2 separate regions of the Homo sapiens genome follow, and region 1 is linked to region 2. Evidence: read pairs that join two places in POLR2A ChIA-PET (ENCODE). Cell type or tissue: Panc1. All regions are shown on one strand. Each heading gives the region's core, and the rest is flanking DNA. Links, peaks and the distances in the headings are about the cores only.

Evidence for each region. ChIA-PET counts read pairs that join two places held together with the same protein. Peaks named below come from ENCODE experiments on the same cell type or tissue, not always from the same donor. Only the 100,000 strongest peaks of a DNase experiment are listed, where the experiment ranks them.
Region 1: POLR2A ChIA-PET joins it to region 2 with 10 read pairs; 13 of 35 experiments call an interaction of 5 or more read pairs at or near these places.

What each region holds. Positions count from the first base shown.
Region 1 is chr12:64,675,922-64,684,018 of GRCh38, forward strand. All of the region lies in intron 1 of RASSF3 (Ras association domain family member 3), which reads left to right. Among named protein-coding and RNA genes, the nearest start is that of MIR548Z, 57 kb to the left of the region's middle. In Panc1, for the core only: no CTCF peak of the experiment used is centred there; a DNase peak (open chromatin) is centred at 3,830; H3K4me3 peaks cover 965 bases; H3K27ac peaks cover 2,344 bases.
Region 2 is chr12:64,582,935-64,591,031 of GRCh38, forward strand. LOC107984521 (a long non-coding RNA gene) reads right to left here and starts at 1,316. Exons shown (of 2, transcript XR_007063348.1): 1 at 1,104-1,316. It also overlaps a transcript of RASSF3 not described here. In Panc1, for the core only: a CTCF peak has its summit at 4,740; no DNase peak of the experiment used is centred there.

The sequences.
Region 1 (8,097 bases), core at 2,809-5,308, 93 kb after region 2:
AAAAAAATCCTCTCATCTGGCAGGGGGAAAAAAATCCCAGCCCTAGAGTGGCCAGGATGAATCAGCATGCCAGGGCCATACACCAAGATAAGCATTGAGTCTCTAGATGTGGCACCATGGCAGATTATCAACACTGGTGCCGTGAGAACACTGCAGCAAGCAGCACACTGTACTTTTAAGGACAAGAACAGCAGCACCAAACACCCCAGAAACAACTGTTCTGATTCTTTCCTTCAGGAGTAGAATTTTTTTTTTTTTTTTTTTTTTTGAGACGGAGTTTCGCTCTTGTTGCCCAGGCTGGAGTGCAGTGGTGTAACCTCCACCTCCAGGGTTCAAGCGATTCTCCTGCCTCAGCCTCCTGAGTAGCTTACAGGTCTGAGGGACTACAGGCATGTGCCACCACACTGGGCTAATTTTTTGTATTTTTAGTAGAAACAGGGTTTCTCCATGTTGGTCAGGCTGGTCTTGAACTCTTGACCTCAGGTGATCCACCTGCCTTGGCCTCCCAAAGTGCTGAGATTACAGGTGTGAGCCACTGTGCCCAGCTTTTTTTTTTTTTTTTTTTTTTTTGATGGAATCTTGCTCTGTCGCCCAGGCTTGAGTGCAGTGGCACAATTTTGGCTCACTGCAACCTCTGCCTCCTGGGTTCAAGTGATTCTCCTGCCTCAGACTCACAAGTAGCTAGGATTACAGGCTCACGTCACCACACCTGGCTAATTTTGTATTTTCAATAGAGATGGGGTTTCACCATGTTGGCCACGCTGGTCTCAAACTCCTGACTGCAGGTGATCTATCCACCTTGGGCTCCCAAAATGCTGGGATTACAGGCGTGAGCCATTGCACCTGGCCACTTTTTTTTTTTTTTTAGACAGTGTCTTGCTGTGTTGCCCAGGCTGGAGTGCAGTGGCACGATCTTGGCTCACTGTAACCTCCATCTCCTGGGCTCAAGTGATCCTCCTGCCTCAGCCTCCCAAGTAGCTGTGACTACAAGCGCACACCACGATGCCCAGCTAATTTTCTATTTTTAGTAGAGACGAGGTCTCCCTGTGTTGCCCAGGCTGGTATTGAACTCCTGGGCTCGAAGGATCCACCTGCCTTGGCCTCCTAAAGTGCTGGGATTACAGGAATGAGCCACTGTGCCTGGCCTGGAGTATTGCTCTAGAACATCCTGTTTCACATCGTTTTATGTGGGGTTTTTCCTTCCTCATTCTTCATTTACACCTCTGTCTATTATAGTCTGTATTTGCAATGTTTACTACAGTAATTAGATGGAGCTTAAAATTCAGTTCTCATTTCCAGGGCTCAGAAGCCACATGTTGCTCCTGGCTGCTCTGATGGACAGCACGGTCACAGGACATTTCCTCCACTGCAGAAAATACTGCTGGATAGCCCTGATGTATATCAACAATGCTGATCATTATTTGAGAAAACGTTCTGGGCTCCCTCAATACCTCTGCCTACTTTATTATTTTAAAACAATTTTTTGTAGGTGCATACCATCATACCCAGCTATTTCTATTTTTTTGTTTGTTTTTTTAGAGACAGGGTGTGCTGTGTTGCCCAGGCTGGCCTTGAACTCCTGGGCTCAGGTGACCCTTCCGCCTCAGCTTCCCAAAGTGCTGGGATTATAGGCGTGAGACACCATGCTTGGTGACTCTGCTTACTTTAATATCTTAGAAGTTTTGGTACTGAAAGTGAAGAACATTGGACAGACATCAAACGTAAATACAAAACTGTCCCAGGTGGCTCTTCTCATACATTTCACTAGGGTTGAGCAGGACATGCTCCCCACCTGGAAGACCCTCCTAGGGCTTTGTAGGTTTAGCTCTGTGTGACAGTTCTCTTTGTATTCATCACAGGGCGGTCTCCACTTTGTATACCTAAAAGACTTCTGAGAACAGTATTTTTCCCTATTAGTCATACTTTAAAATCTAGTTTAGGAGCATCTAACTTCACATGCTGAAATTTTCTTTTGAAATTTCCTTTGAAACCCCCACACTGCTTGCTCTGTAGCTCATGGAAATCACTTACTTCATACCATGCTTCATTGCAAACCTGCTTTGGTTTGCTTATAAGTCCCTCCATGAATTCAGTGGAAATGTCTCTCCCAGAGAATGTTTTTCTCTTAAGGTCTGGTCCATGGTACTTTATTTGATGTCCTTATTAGAAGACATCTAGAGGAGTCAAGACCTAGACTCAGTTCAGTTTGAGCTAGGCTTGAATTCCATTTGCAACATGGGATGGGCCCACTGCTCCAATAAATGTGATGTTTTACATGTGAAAGGTGCTTGATGTTTTGCTCTATGCAATTCCTAGGCTAGAACCTGTTCTGTCTGTTATTGCACTGGGTATTGCAGTCTGTTGGTCATCAGCAGGTGACTGCCTATTGCCAAAAGAGACGATGAGATGAAAAGTAGGAATTCATGATTTCAGAATCTAGCCTCACTTGGAGAAAGCACCTGTTGGCCTGGGAAGTTCACCCTTCTCTGCTGACACAGGCTGGACCCCACACCTGACCAGGTGTCAGAGCACCTGTGAGAGCTCTGGGACCTCCTAGTGGCAGTGTGATGGTACCACTTACTGAGTGTCATGCCACTGGCATCAGGCACTGTGCATATATTGTCCCCCACTCAATCAGAGCATCTGTGCTATTAATATTTGCTCTTTTTTGTTTGTTTGTTTGTTTTTGGTAAAAGGTCTTTATTTTTTAAAGAGATCCGTAATACCAAAAAAAAAAAAAAAAACCAAACAAAAACCCAAAAACCTCTTGTGGGGCTGGGGTGGGGAGTAAGGTAAACTAGGCTGTCAGCCAAGCAAAGGCAGAAAGGTGGGGTCCACAACTGTCTCTCACAGCTTTAAGTGCTTGGCACCAATAGGCACTCAATAAATAGTTGTTGAATAATGGCTTATATTATATCTTCATAACAGTTGTGTAGATATTCTTTTGCACATTTTACAGTAATGAGAAAACTGAGGCCCAGAGAGGTTAAGTAACTTGCCTCTGGTCACGCAGCTAGAATGTGGCAGAGCTGTGTGATTTTAGACCTAAGTATGTCTAAATCATAGTCCACAGGCCGTCACTAAGCTAAAGTAGAGGAAATGATAGGGCCACATTCACCTTCTCTCTTTTGAACAGTCACTCGTTTTTTGAAGCGGGGGTGGGGACAGAGTTGCTGTGTTGTCCAGACTGGAGTGCAATGGCACGATCTCAGCTCACTGCAACCTCTGCCTCCCAGGTTCAAGTGATTCTCCTGCCTCAGCCTGCTGAGTAGCTAGGATTACAGGTGTGCCACCACACCCAGCTAATTTTTGTATTTTTTGTAGAGATGGGGTTTCACCATGTTGGCCAGGTTGGTCTCGAACTCCTGACCTCGTGATCCACCCACCTTGGCCTCCCAAAGTGTTGGGATTACGGGCGTGAGCCACCGCTCCCAGCCTGAACAGTCACTCTTAATTGCACTATGTTTATTTGGGCATTTTGTTATGTTTTTATGTTTTTAATTTTGATATAATTTCACAGTTATAGAAAAATTAACCAAAAGAGTATAAACAATTCTCAGACCCTTTACTGAGATTTGTTGGGACATATTCTTAGAAAGTCTGAGTTGTGAGCCTGTGGGATTGGGCCGCACTTCTTGAGTAGAGCCTGGGTCATGCTACCCGAGAACTCCTGGGTGCCTGTGAGGTTGGGTGTGTCCCATCTGAGAAAGTTCGCTACTGAAAAACAGTGACGTAACCCCACCCAGGAACTGAAGTGAGCCTGAGAGCAGCTCTCCAGGGCTTGCTGGCTGGAAACAATGAGGGAAGAGTCTAGGATTTATGAAATATTTTTTTGTGGAAGAACTCTTCCTCTGAGAAACTGCTGGAGGGTTTGGGGAATACAAAACAAAACTGACTTATGAAAAGATGACTTGTAACTCACCAAGCAGACGCTCTCAGGCGTGGCATGATGCCCTCACTGGCTGCCAAGAACAATAACTGACACATTATCCACAGACGGCTGCGCCCCATGCCATTTCCTCTCCTGCCATCACAATGAAAGACCAGGGTTGACACTTGGTATTGTATCTATTCCACGTCCGCTGCACCATTTTCTTTTAACCCTTCTTTCTTGCTCTCACCCCTTTACCTGTTGGAGCTACTATGCCCCTCCTGGGTTTCGTTTTCTTCTCTTCCTTTTTCCTGGGCATACAGCTGCGTTCCTAGAAATTGTGGTTCTGATTCATAATCATTGTATGTGGAGGAAGGGGCAGGATTCTACTCTGTGAGGGGACGGGAGGGTCTTTTTTAAAGGGGTAAACAATTGGAAAGTTTTTAGAGTTAAGGGTCTTTCTCTGATGCTAAATGAAACCACTGTCCTCTGTTCCAAGGCCTGAGCTTATATCTTCTTTGCTATGAGACCCAGAGAAACAGTGCTTGGGGGCCATTTTGGAAGCAGCTTGTCCTTTGACCTTCCCCACTCCACTTGTGCAGACACCACGCCCCGTGAGGACGGGCGTGGTGTCTGCTGCTGAGCCTGACTGCCCCACACTTAGGCAGGTACCTGGCACATGGCAGAAGCTCAGCAAATATTTGCTGAATGATGAGGCCTTGGTGTATGATTGCTACATTTTTGGCTTAAAAAGTACAGCATCAGGGCCCTTGGGGTTTTACCTGCTTTTCTGGGATATACTTTCCAGCTGATCTTTGTTTTTTTTTGTTTTTGTTTTTGAGACAGAGTCTCGCTCTGTCGCCCAGGCTGGAGTGCAATGGCGTGATCTCGGCTTACTGCGATCTCCGCCTCCCGGTTTCAAGCGATTCTCCTACCTCAGCCTCCCAAGTAGCTGGGACTACAGGTGCTTGCCGCCATGCCCAGCTAATTTTTGTATTTTTAATAGAGACAAGGCCACCATGTTGGCCAGGCTGGTCTCAAACTCCTGATCTCAGGTGATCCGCCCGCCTCGGCCTCCCAAAGTGCTGGGATTACAGGTGTGAGCCACCGCGCCCAGCCAGTTTCCTTAGTTTTTAATCTCTGAGAAGGAAAGATAATTGTTACGTAAGGATGTCTCAGTTATCTATGTGTGGATGATCCAGGGAAAATTTCTCTTTCCAGACTGGCTTACTCTTTGGATTTTCCTCAAGCTTCTCGGTCTGCCTGTGCGAAGGGGCCTAAGGCTGGGTGTTAAGTCCCATAGCATGAGCAAAACCTGTAATTTAGGGTTAACCAGCTTTACTTAACTCCCATTACCCCTTTTCCTTCTCCTCATTCTTAGAATTCTCACGTGAGTGGTAGTAAGCCCCTAGGATGTATGTATGCTGCTGTGTATGTGCTTAGCCATTTCCTGTGTATTTAATGGTGAACCTTTGGTGATTCCTCACATGGAACCCTTTTGCCCTTGGTCACACTTGTGAAAGCACCTCCACATCTTTGCAATCAGATCAGCCTAGGCCAGGAAGCACCTTAGAGGAGGTGATTGACTCTAGTTCCTTGTTTGGTAGAGAATGAGGGAACAGGCTCAGAAAGGTTAAGCCCAAGGCACAGGGTTAGTTGGTGACAGACCCAGGACTGGGGCCCAAGTCTTGCAGGTGTGGTGCACTTTCTGCAACACCCCTTTGCCCTGCCAACTTCCCATCCCACATCCATGAGATTTTAAGTCCCTTATTGTACACTTTTTAGTATATGCTTTGAAGAGTCTTTGGACAGTTAAAACTGAATGTACAAGCCAAGACTACCTCATTTTCTTCTTCAGCTATGACTGGTACCCAGCTAATTGTGGATTGGTAAGAGCAAGACAATCAGAGATATGATACATGTTTAAAACTTCATTGGGGCTCAGTGCAGTGGCTCATACCTGTAATCTCAGCACTTTAGGAGACTAAGGTGGGAGGACTGCTTGAGCCCAGGAGTTCGAGAGCAGCCTGGGCAACATAGCCAGACGTCATCTGTACAAAAAATTAGCTAGGCGCAGTGGTGCTTGTCTGTAGTCCCAGCTATTCAGGAGACTGAGGTGGGAGGAATGTTTGAACTCAGGAAGTCAAGGCTGCAGTGAGCCGTGATCACGCCCCTAAACACTAGCCTGGGTGATAAAGTGAGACCCTGTCTCAGACAAAACAAAACACTTTCTTGGAAGTAGTCTCTGGAGCTTTTGAAAGTTTATTTTAATCCACAGCTTTTCCCCCACCAAACACTAATACCAAAAATAAGATTACTTTGGGGTTTTACCTTGGCAAATAGGATGCTCCCAAGGGACTTTGAAGCCTACCCCTGAAGCTAGGGAATGAACACATTATCTTGTGCTGGTATTTATCCAGTATTACCCAATATACTGACCCATTAGACTTCACCAGGATGGTGCTGACATTGAAAAGTCACGGAGATAGGCCGGGCGCCACGAGATAGGTGGCTCACGCCTGTAATCCCAGCACTTTGGGAGGCCGAGGCGGGCGGATCACAAGGTCAGGAGATCGAGACCATCCTGGCTAATACGGTGAAACCCCGTCTCTACTAAAAATACAATTAGCCGGGCGTGGTGGCGGGCGCCTGTAGTCCCAGCTACTCGGGAGGCTGAGGCAGGAGAATGGCGTGAACCCAGGAGGCGGAGGTTGCAGTGAGCCCAGATCCGGCCACTGCACTCCAGCCTGGGTGACAGAGCAAGACTCCGTCTCAAAAAAAAAAAAAAAAGAAAAGTCACCGAGATAATTTGTAGTCAGCACACCCCTCTTAGGGTCTAAAGTCAAAGATCTTGAGGCTTCAATGGATCAAGAGCCTTTTCTTACTCTACGTGGTATTGACGCAAGTTCTGTAGTAGCCCCTCCTGCTGTATTTACGACACTAGCTTCCAGTGGGCAGATGGAAACCAGTGCCTGCCTGGAGACTATCCAGCTGTGAGAATGATGTGATGTGTCTGGCAGAAAGAGGCGTGTTTACAAAGGCTTTATTTTGCAGGAGTAAATCATTGGATTTTAACTGTTCTTCCTCTCTTTGTGTTGAATCTGATTATGCAGCTTTTCTGTAAGTTTTTAAATGTTTACCCACACCAGACCTTTGGGGACTGATTGGATTTAGTGGGAGCACCCTAGAAGACCTGGATTAAAGTGGAACTTGGTCTCTCAACTAGTTGGGTTGTCCTTGGACAAACTGCTTGACCTCTGTAAATCTTCTGTCCTTATCTGTAACGTAGGGGTGCTAATTAGCATTAATTAGCTCATTGTTGGGAGGATTAAATGAGAACACCCCTGTGGAATTACTTAGAGCTCCCAGTAAAGGTTGGAGTTAGGGAGGATTAGCAGGCTTTCATTTGCTTCCACATTTTTTTTCAGCAGTTTAATTTACTGAAACTGGCATAATAATGCCTCCTTGATTAGGTTGTTGGGAGAAGTAAAGGCAATACAAGTTTGGTGCCTGGTATACTTCATCAGGGTGACAAAATGCTGTCATTTGGTCATTTGTGATCATGTCTGCTACTGCATAATGTCATGCACTGGTGGGACTCTTTAGACAGCTAATTATTGGTAAATTCTTCACAGTGAGAAGAGGATTTAACCGATATTTCTCCCTCTAGAGTGTGGGGAGGTAGAGAAGTGGGTGAGACTGGAAGGGTGGGAAGGAGAAGTCTGGCTACTTGTATCTTGGCCTGGGGATTTGTTTGGAAGATGAATTATCCTCTGGTAGTTGTGTACAGTTTACAGGTCAGTGATTAGTATGAGTCCGTGAATAGTGCCAGTTAATACTGATTAACTGCTGTACTTTTTGCCAATAAATATTGTAAAGCTATAAAGACAACAGAGTTAATACAAGTTGCTAAAGAGAAACTTGTGGTAAATGTCTTTAAATGTTGTTTAAAATAGAAATGGCCAATCTAGCAGGCATGCTGAGGAAATGATGTTTTTGCAGAAGGGAAATTTAGCAATGACAGTTTTGCAGAATATATTGGTAATGAAGTGTTACTTGTAGCTGCTGACAAATTAGTTTTCTTAAAAAATATATCCCCTAGGAAGACTGTAGTATGAAAGAATGAGAACCGTAATTGGTGGATGAGCCTGGAGAGTTTGAAGGTAAGAGAGAAAGAGAAGCAGCGAGGGAGAGAAGGAGAGAGAGAGAGAGAGAGAGTGAGTGTG
Region 2 (8,097 bases), core at 2,728-5,227:
GAGACACTACTTACTCATTTTGAAGTACTTGATCAATCTTTGTGCATAGCAGCATAAACCCTGGACCTGGAAGTGCATATTTCAAAGAGAGCCCTGTACCTTTTGTTCTCTTGCAAGACAAGCAGTTCTCTCCCCTGGAGAGATCTCCTCTACCCCACCTCCGCCCCACTTTCTACTCAAGGCAATGGGAGGTACCTGAGGACCCTTCACATGACACAAAGTATTGAGTCTGTGTTCCAGAATAGGAACAAAATGATCTCTACCCTCTGAGGCAGTTAATGCAGCTGCTTTGTTTAGGCTGTTTCTGAAATTAAAAAGAATCTCCCTTTTTACTCACTGTTAATGGGGTGAAAAGCTCAAGTGTTCCATGTCACACAGGGGAAATCAGATTTGTGTTTCATACAAAAGCAAAGTCAGTGGCTCACGCCTGTAATCCCAGCACTTTGGGAGGCCAATGGGGGTGGATCACCTGAAATCAGGAGTTGGAGACCAGCCTGGCCAACATGGTAAAACTTCATCTCTACTAAAAATACAAAAATTAGCCAGGCATGGTAGCGTGCGCCTGTAGTTCCAGCTACTTGGGAGGCTAAGGCAGGAGAATTGCTTGAACCCGGGAGGCAGAGGTTATAGTGAGCCAAGATTGCGCCATTGCACTCCAGCCTGGATGACAGAGTGAGACTCCGTCTCAAAAACAAAACAAAACAAAACACCAGCGTTTCAGTCATCCACATGATTTTTGCTGGCACCAGGCACACATTGCAACCTCTCTGCCTCGGTTTCCATCCAACTCCTCCACCCTAACAATCCTTACTGTATTCAACTAAAAGAAACCAAGGATCTTGGTGGTGGAATTTGCTTGACTTCTTGTCCTCCAATCACGTCCACTTCCTGTTTTCTTTTAAAGTTCACTGACAAGATCTTATTTTATGTGACAAATATGTTCGGTTTATCTGTGCTATCAATTTCTGATAAACGTACATTTTAATCTGTCAGCCAGTGTTCCAGGCACTAATGCTGCTTAAATGTAGCTGCACAGCTCTTACCCAGAAATGGTGCCGTCCAGCTAAAATCATACATTCAGGCAGCTGATTACAGACACTGACCTTGAGCTCCATTCCTGTGCGGTAATCCAAACCATCTGCACTCAACAACAATTAAAACCTTCAGATCTCTCAGGCGTTTCCTTCCTCTGATTATAACTTATGAGCTGCAGCAAAACTCAGAAAGAAACAGAATTAAAAAGACCAGGCTTTGATGCCAGCTTGATTTCTGCAGGGCAGTTCTCAACAGAGAAATCTCCACTTTATGGAACAGCTCCTTCCTCAGCTGAAATGCAGGCACCTAACATCTAACAAACCTTGAACATTTAATTATGCTGATTCTTTCTTTTGCCCAGAGGGGAAGAGGGACCTTTCATTTCTGGAGCCAGAGTCAGGCAAAACAATGAGGTAGTTTGTCCTGGAGATCTCCTATCACCCTTGTTTTCCATACCTCCCTCTTTGTCTCTCTCATCCACTTTTTATACCCTTAAAGGTCTTGCTGCCTTCTACAAAAGAGGTCCAGGCTAAGAAAAAAAAAAAAAAAAAAAAGCTAAAGAAAGTCAGTGCTCTATTTCTGAACTACTCTATTTCTGATCTCCTTTCTCTCCCTTCAGATATCCTACATCTTCATGACTGTGTCCTTTCCTATGAATTCCAAAGGAAATGCACGCAAACAAATACATTCAGCCAAAGTGTCTAAGAAAGACATAACGGTCACCCTTGGGAGGTGGAGGTGAGGAGTGGTTAGGGAGAGGCCTCACAGAGAATAGATTTCTGATGGGAAGCATCCAACCCTTAGCAAATTTCGGGGGAGAGGGAGGTTTGGTTGGCTGAAGTGCAGCAACTCACATTATACCTGTTCAATGTTGTTCTCAGGATCACCCTGGAAAAGCACAGAAGGATTCTTTTTTTTTTTTTTTTTTTTTTTGAGACAGAGTTTTTTGCTCTGTCACCAAGCTGGAGTGCCGTGGCATGATCTTGGCTCACTGCAACATCCACCTCCCAGGTTCAAGCGATTCTCCTGCCTCAGCCTCCTGAGTAGCTGGGACTACAGGCGCATGCCACCATGCCCAGCTAATATTTGTATTTTTAGTAGAGACAGGGTTTCACCATGTTGGCCAGGATGGTCTCAATCTCTTGACCTCATGATCTGCCTGCCTCGGCCTCCCAGAGTGCTGGGATTACAGGCATGAGCCACCGCACCCGGCCAGAATATTTTCTTAAATGTGAACCAGATTACATCTGATGTTAAAATCCCTACTTCCCTAAAATAAAATCCACATGCTTTACCAAGCCTTAGAAGGCCCTCATGATCTAGCCACCACGCCTGGCCCAGAAGGATTCTTGGAACTGAGACTCTCCAGCAGGAGGGAGGCTGACGACCTAGGGTCACCAAAGGGGATTTCTTGGGCAATCATTGAAAAATCCAAGACCATAAAGATTTCTCTCCCTGACTGGGCACCAGGCTAGGGAGAGAACTTTGGGAATATAGTACATTGTTTTCAGCACTATGATTTGACACAATAGCTCCTAACTCAGATGCCAATGAGTGAAGAGGGGGGAAAATGAGAAGTTTCTTTCCCCACTGGTTCATCTACACTGTTACTGCATTTTGCTAGGCAAGTCCTTTTTTTTTTTTTTTTTTTTTGAGACAGGGTCTTGTTCTGTCACCCAGGCTGCAGTGCAGTGGCATAATCACGGCTCATTCCAGCCTTGATCTCCCAGGCTCACACAATCCTCCTACCTCAGCTTCCCAAGTTGCTGGGACTATAGGCATGTGCCAGCAAGCCTGGTTAATTGTTTAATTTTTTTGTAGAGACAAGGTCTCACCACGTTGTCCAGGCTGGTGTCAAACTCCTGGGCTCAAGCGATCCTCCTGCCTCAGCCTCCCAAAGTACTGGGATTATAGGCATGAGCCGGTGCACCTGGCCAAGTCTTTAACAATTGTTATAGTAGAGAGTCTCTACAAAAACATTTACATTCATAGTGTCCCTTGGTTCTCTTTAGAATCTCCTGAACTAAGCATTTTCATTCTCTTAAAAAACTAGAAAGGAGACCATGCGAGGTGGGCCAGGCACGGTGGCTCACGCCTGTAATCCCAGCACTTTGGGAGGGGGAGGTGGGTGGATCACCTGAAGTCAGGAGTTTGAGACCAGCCTGGCCAACATGGCGAAACCCTGTCTCACTAAAAATACAAAAATTAGCTGGGCATGGTGGCGGGCGCCTGTAATCCCAGCTACTTGAGAGGCTGAGGCAGGAGAATTGCTTGAACCCAGGAGGCGGAGGCGGCAGTGAGCCGAGATTGCACCTCTGCACTCCAGCCTGGGCGACAGTGTGAGACTCTGTGTCAAAAAAAAAAAAAAAAATTAGCTGGGCATGGTGGTATGCACCCGTAGTCCCACCTACTCAGGAGGTTGACACACGAGAATCACTTAAACCTGGGAGGCAGAGGTTGCAGTGAACTGAGATTGTGCCACTGCACTCCAGCCCAAGCAACAGAGCAAGACTCCTTCTCAGAAAAAAAAAAAAAAAAAAAAAAAAGACTAAAAAGTAAAAATCCCCCATAAATTCATTCTCCAGAGATAGTCACTGATTTATATTACAAGTATTATTATTATTATCCTCATTTTGCAGATGAGAAAAGTAAGATCAAGAAAAGTAAAATAGGCCAGGCATTATGGCTCACGCCTGTAATCCCAGCACTTTGGGAGGCCGAGGCAGGCAGATCACTTGAGGTCAGGAGTACAAGACCAGCCTGGCCAACATGGTGAAACCCCTTCCCTACTAAAAATACAAAATTTAGCTGGATGTGGTGGCATGTGCCTGTAATCTCAGCTACTTGGGAGGCTGAGGCAGGAGAATCGCTTGAACACGGGAGGTGGAGGTTGCAGTAAGCGGAGATCATGGCACTGCACTCCAGCTTGGGCAACAGAGCAAAACTCCATCTCAAAAAAAAGAAAAAAGAAAAGTAAAATAATTTACCCCAAACTACTCAGCTCATAAGTCAAATGCTCTATCTCCAAGTTGATATGTTCTTTAAAATCTATTTTCCATATTCCTCGTATTCCTCGCCTCACTTTTTTTTTTTTTTTTTTTGAGACGGAGTTTCGCTCTTGTTGCCCAGGCTGGAGTGCAATGGTGCGATCTTGGCTCACTGCAACCTCCGCCTCCTAGGGTTCAAGCGATTCTCCTGTCTCAGCCTCCCGAGTAGCTGGGATTACAGGCATGCACCACCATGCCCGGCTAATTTTTGTATTTTTGAAATAGAGACAGAGTTTCTCCATGTTGGTCAGGCTGGTCTTGAACTCCCAACCTCAGGCAATCCACCTGCCTCAGCCTCCCAAAGTGCTGGGATTACAGGCGTGAGCCACTGTGCCCGGCCTCCTCTCCTCACTTTTTAATTTGTGAAGTGGTAGTAGTTGCATGTGTATGTGGTTCTTAAATTTTTCTTTTCCCTAAGAAAAAAAGCTAAGAGTTTGAGAACAACCTAATTTGGCTGTTTCATCTACAAGACTGTTATGCTGCCTGGCCAGAGTATTTCCAAGTGGAATGTAAAATACATCATTTAATTTAAAAGACCTTGGTTTTAAGAGTGGGTCACGATTCACAGGATTAATGAGTCTGAAGCCTGGAGGTGTCGCCGTCTTCCTCTCTTTTTCACTTGCGAGGTCAGGGACATATGCATCCAATGCAGAGGGTGGTGGTTTGTGGGCATTTGCCTGGCTGTTAAGCTTCCACAGTTGTGGCTTCTATACTAGGATGCAAGGTCCTGGTTGTTTTTTATGATTCCCACCACTTCCAGCGAGTAACTGTTTGAAGAAAATAGAAACTGTAGGACTTCTATTTTTGTCCTAGTTTAAAATACTGCAACACAGACAATGATATCTCAACCCACGATTTTTTCCAAGATTATACCATTTGGTAGTTCCATGGTATTAACTAAATGAACACCACCCCCAGCTGCATCTTTAAGTTTCTATATTTACCAAAGTACATTTATGTGCTAAATTAGTTTATCAGGAAAGAGCGAGTTATTCCAAGTTTCGCTCAAATGGTTACTGAGAATAAGAAGGAATAATATCATAGGGAATCATTCTTTACATCCCCCCACAACCTTTTTTTTTGAGACATGGTCTCTGTCACCCAGGCTGGAGTGCAGTGGCACCATCTCAGCTCATTGCAATCTCCACCTACTTGGCTTAAGCGATCCTCCCACCTCAGCCTCCTGAGTAATACATTTTGCCTTTTGCTCTGGGGATGAATGAAAGATTAGAAAAGTGAATTCTTGAATTGTCTAGTCAACTGTACATTTTGTAGGCCATTTCTGCATGATACAGAATTGCTGAGGGCTATACAAAAACACTATTAATAATATTCATTATTACAGATTAAAAACTGGCATAGAAGCCTTTAAAATACCTTTTTTTCTGCTGGGCGTGGTGGCTCACGCCTGTAATCCCAGCATTTACAGAGGCAGAAGCAGGAGGATAGCTTAAGCCAGACCCACCTGGGGAATATAGCAAGACTTTGTTCTGCACAAAAAGGAAAAAAAAAGATATCTTTTTTCTTATGATAAATGTATATAATAAATAAAATATATCTATTATTAAAAATTCATTAAATGTAGGAAAGCATTTTTTAAATGTTTAAACAACACATACTCCCACTAGGCTAAAATTATATTCATAAACAATATGGTATATTTCCATCTGGCCTTTTCTCTTTGCATTAGTTATCTTTAAATAAAATTGGAATCACTCTGTATATTTAGTTTTATATTCTACTTTCTGACTTAATATTAAATAATGAGCATTTCTCCGTGGTTTTAAGTAAGATGACTTTTTCCATCCACTTGAGTGGGAATTTTTTTTAAAGATGACTTTAATGTCTATATAATAGAAACACATAAAGACCCTCTTTATGTAACTTTTAATGTGATTGAATCTTTTTAACGGAGTCAAAATGCATATCTTCTAATTCCTATAATTTTTCACGTGACTTCTTTTTGTTTCTGATTCGCAAAAGCTGTCATGACCCAAATTATAAGAAAACCTGAAGGAAACACTGCCTTTTGAAAAATAAAACAAAGTATTCAAATAACACCAAATATGCTACATAAATCAAAGAACAAGAGCCACCTGGGAATTTAATGTGGCAGCCAACTCTCTTTTTCACATTAAAAATGTCAGCATAGGCCAGGCGCAGTGGCTCACGCCTATAATCCCAGCACTTTGGGAGGCTGAGGCGGGTAGATTATTTGAGGTCAGGAGTTCGAGACCAGCCTGGCCAACATGGTGAAACCCCATCTCTACTAAAAATATAAAAATTAGCCGGGTGTGGTGGCACATGCCTGTAATCCCAGCTACTGGGGAGGCTGAGGCAGGAGAACTGCTTGAAATTCAGAGGCGGAGGCTGCAGTGAGCCAAGATTGTGCCACTGCACTCCAGCCTGGGCAACAGAGTGAGACCCTGTCTCAAAAAATAAAATAAGATAAAAATGTCAGCATAATCAAATAGTTAAAGATGACAGTCCACAATTAAAGACTAAAGATAGCCCTCCACATGCCAGTATTGCTTCCACAAGCTTGAGCATAATTTTAAAGCACTTAGCTGTGCTGTTTAAAATCAACAACTTTTTTTTTTTCCATAAAGAAAAGGTGTTTGGCCAAGTGCAGTGGCTCATACCTGTAATCCCAGTACCTTTGAGGCCAAGGCAGGAAGATCACTTGAGCTTGAGTTTGAGACCTGGCTGGGTGTGGTAGCTCATGCCTGTAATCCTAGCACTTTGGGAGGCCAAGATGAGTGGATCACTTGAGGTCAGGAGTTTGAGACCAGCCTGGCCAACATGGTGAAACCCCATCTCTACTAAAATACTAAAATTAGCTGGGCATGGTGGCACGTGCCTGTAACCCCAGCTACTGGGGATGCTGAGGCAGGAGAATGGCTTGAACCCAGAAGATGGAGGTTGCAGTGAGCCAAGATCATGCCCCTGTACTCCAGCCTGGGTGACAGAGCAAGACTCGGTCTCAGGAAAAAAAAAAAAAAAAAAGAGTCTGAGACCAGCATGAGCAAAGTGGCAGAACTCTTATCTCAAAAAAAAAAAAAAAAATTAAATTAGCCAGGTATGATGGTGTGCACCTGTAGTCTCAGCTATTCTGGAGGTTCAGGTAGGAGGATCACTTGAGCCTGGGAGGTCAAGGCTGTAATGAGCTGAGATGGAGCCACTGCACTCTGGCCTGGGTGACAAAAGACCCTGTCAAAAAAAAAAAAAATGGTGTTCAAGACTTAGGCTTGCCCTGTAACAATGTGTTCTGTAACTATTAAATGAACATTAACTTATAAGCTCAATCCTTCTCTATAGGAAGGAATGAGGCCAAGACAGTAAACAGTAAAAACATTCAATAACCACTGTGTTCTACCATGTTTACTTTGTAGACATGAGCCCATGAACCTGACTTTCAAATAAAGGGGAAGAGACACCCTTCATTTTATTGTAGTGTTGACAAGGGAGAGAGATGAACACATATACACACAACACACATATGTGCACGCAAACATTTTTAAGTAGTTTTAGACTATTTATTACATGTGAAATTTAGGGTTTAAAGGTGATCTCTCTAATATGTCTACTATTTAACCAGAGTGCTGGAGTAAAAGCTAAAATATGAATTCTAATCTCATCTCTTGATGTTAACTTCCTCTGTGGTCTGTATATGATAGTTGGTAGCTGACTACCAACTATCCACTAGTACCTGATAGCCAGTTGGCTGATAGGAAACCCTGGTCTCAGTAGTAGGTCAGCTGTGAGCATGGACCCATCACTTAACTTCACCAAGACTCAGTTTCTCATCTGTGAAGTGGCAGTAATTACAGACCCTTTAGGTAACAGTGGGATAACTAGGTGAGAAAGTGCTGTGAGCATTTAAAAGAGCATCAACCAAGACACAGCAAACTATTATTATTGTACTCCGGTTATCTAATTTCTCCATGTAGAAATACAGCTATTAACTGAAATACCTCTCAATGACACAGCGAAACCTTATCTTTGAGAGTTTTTG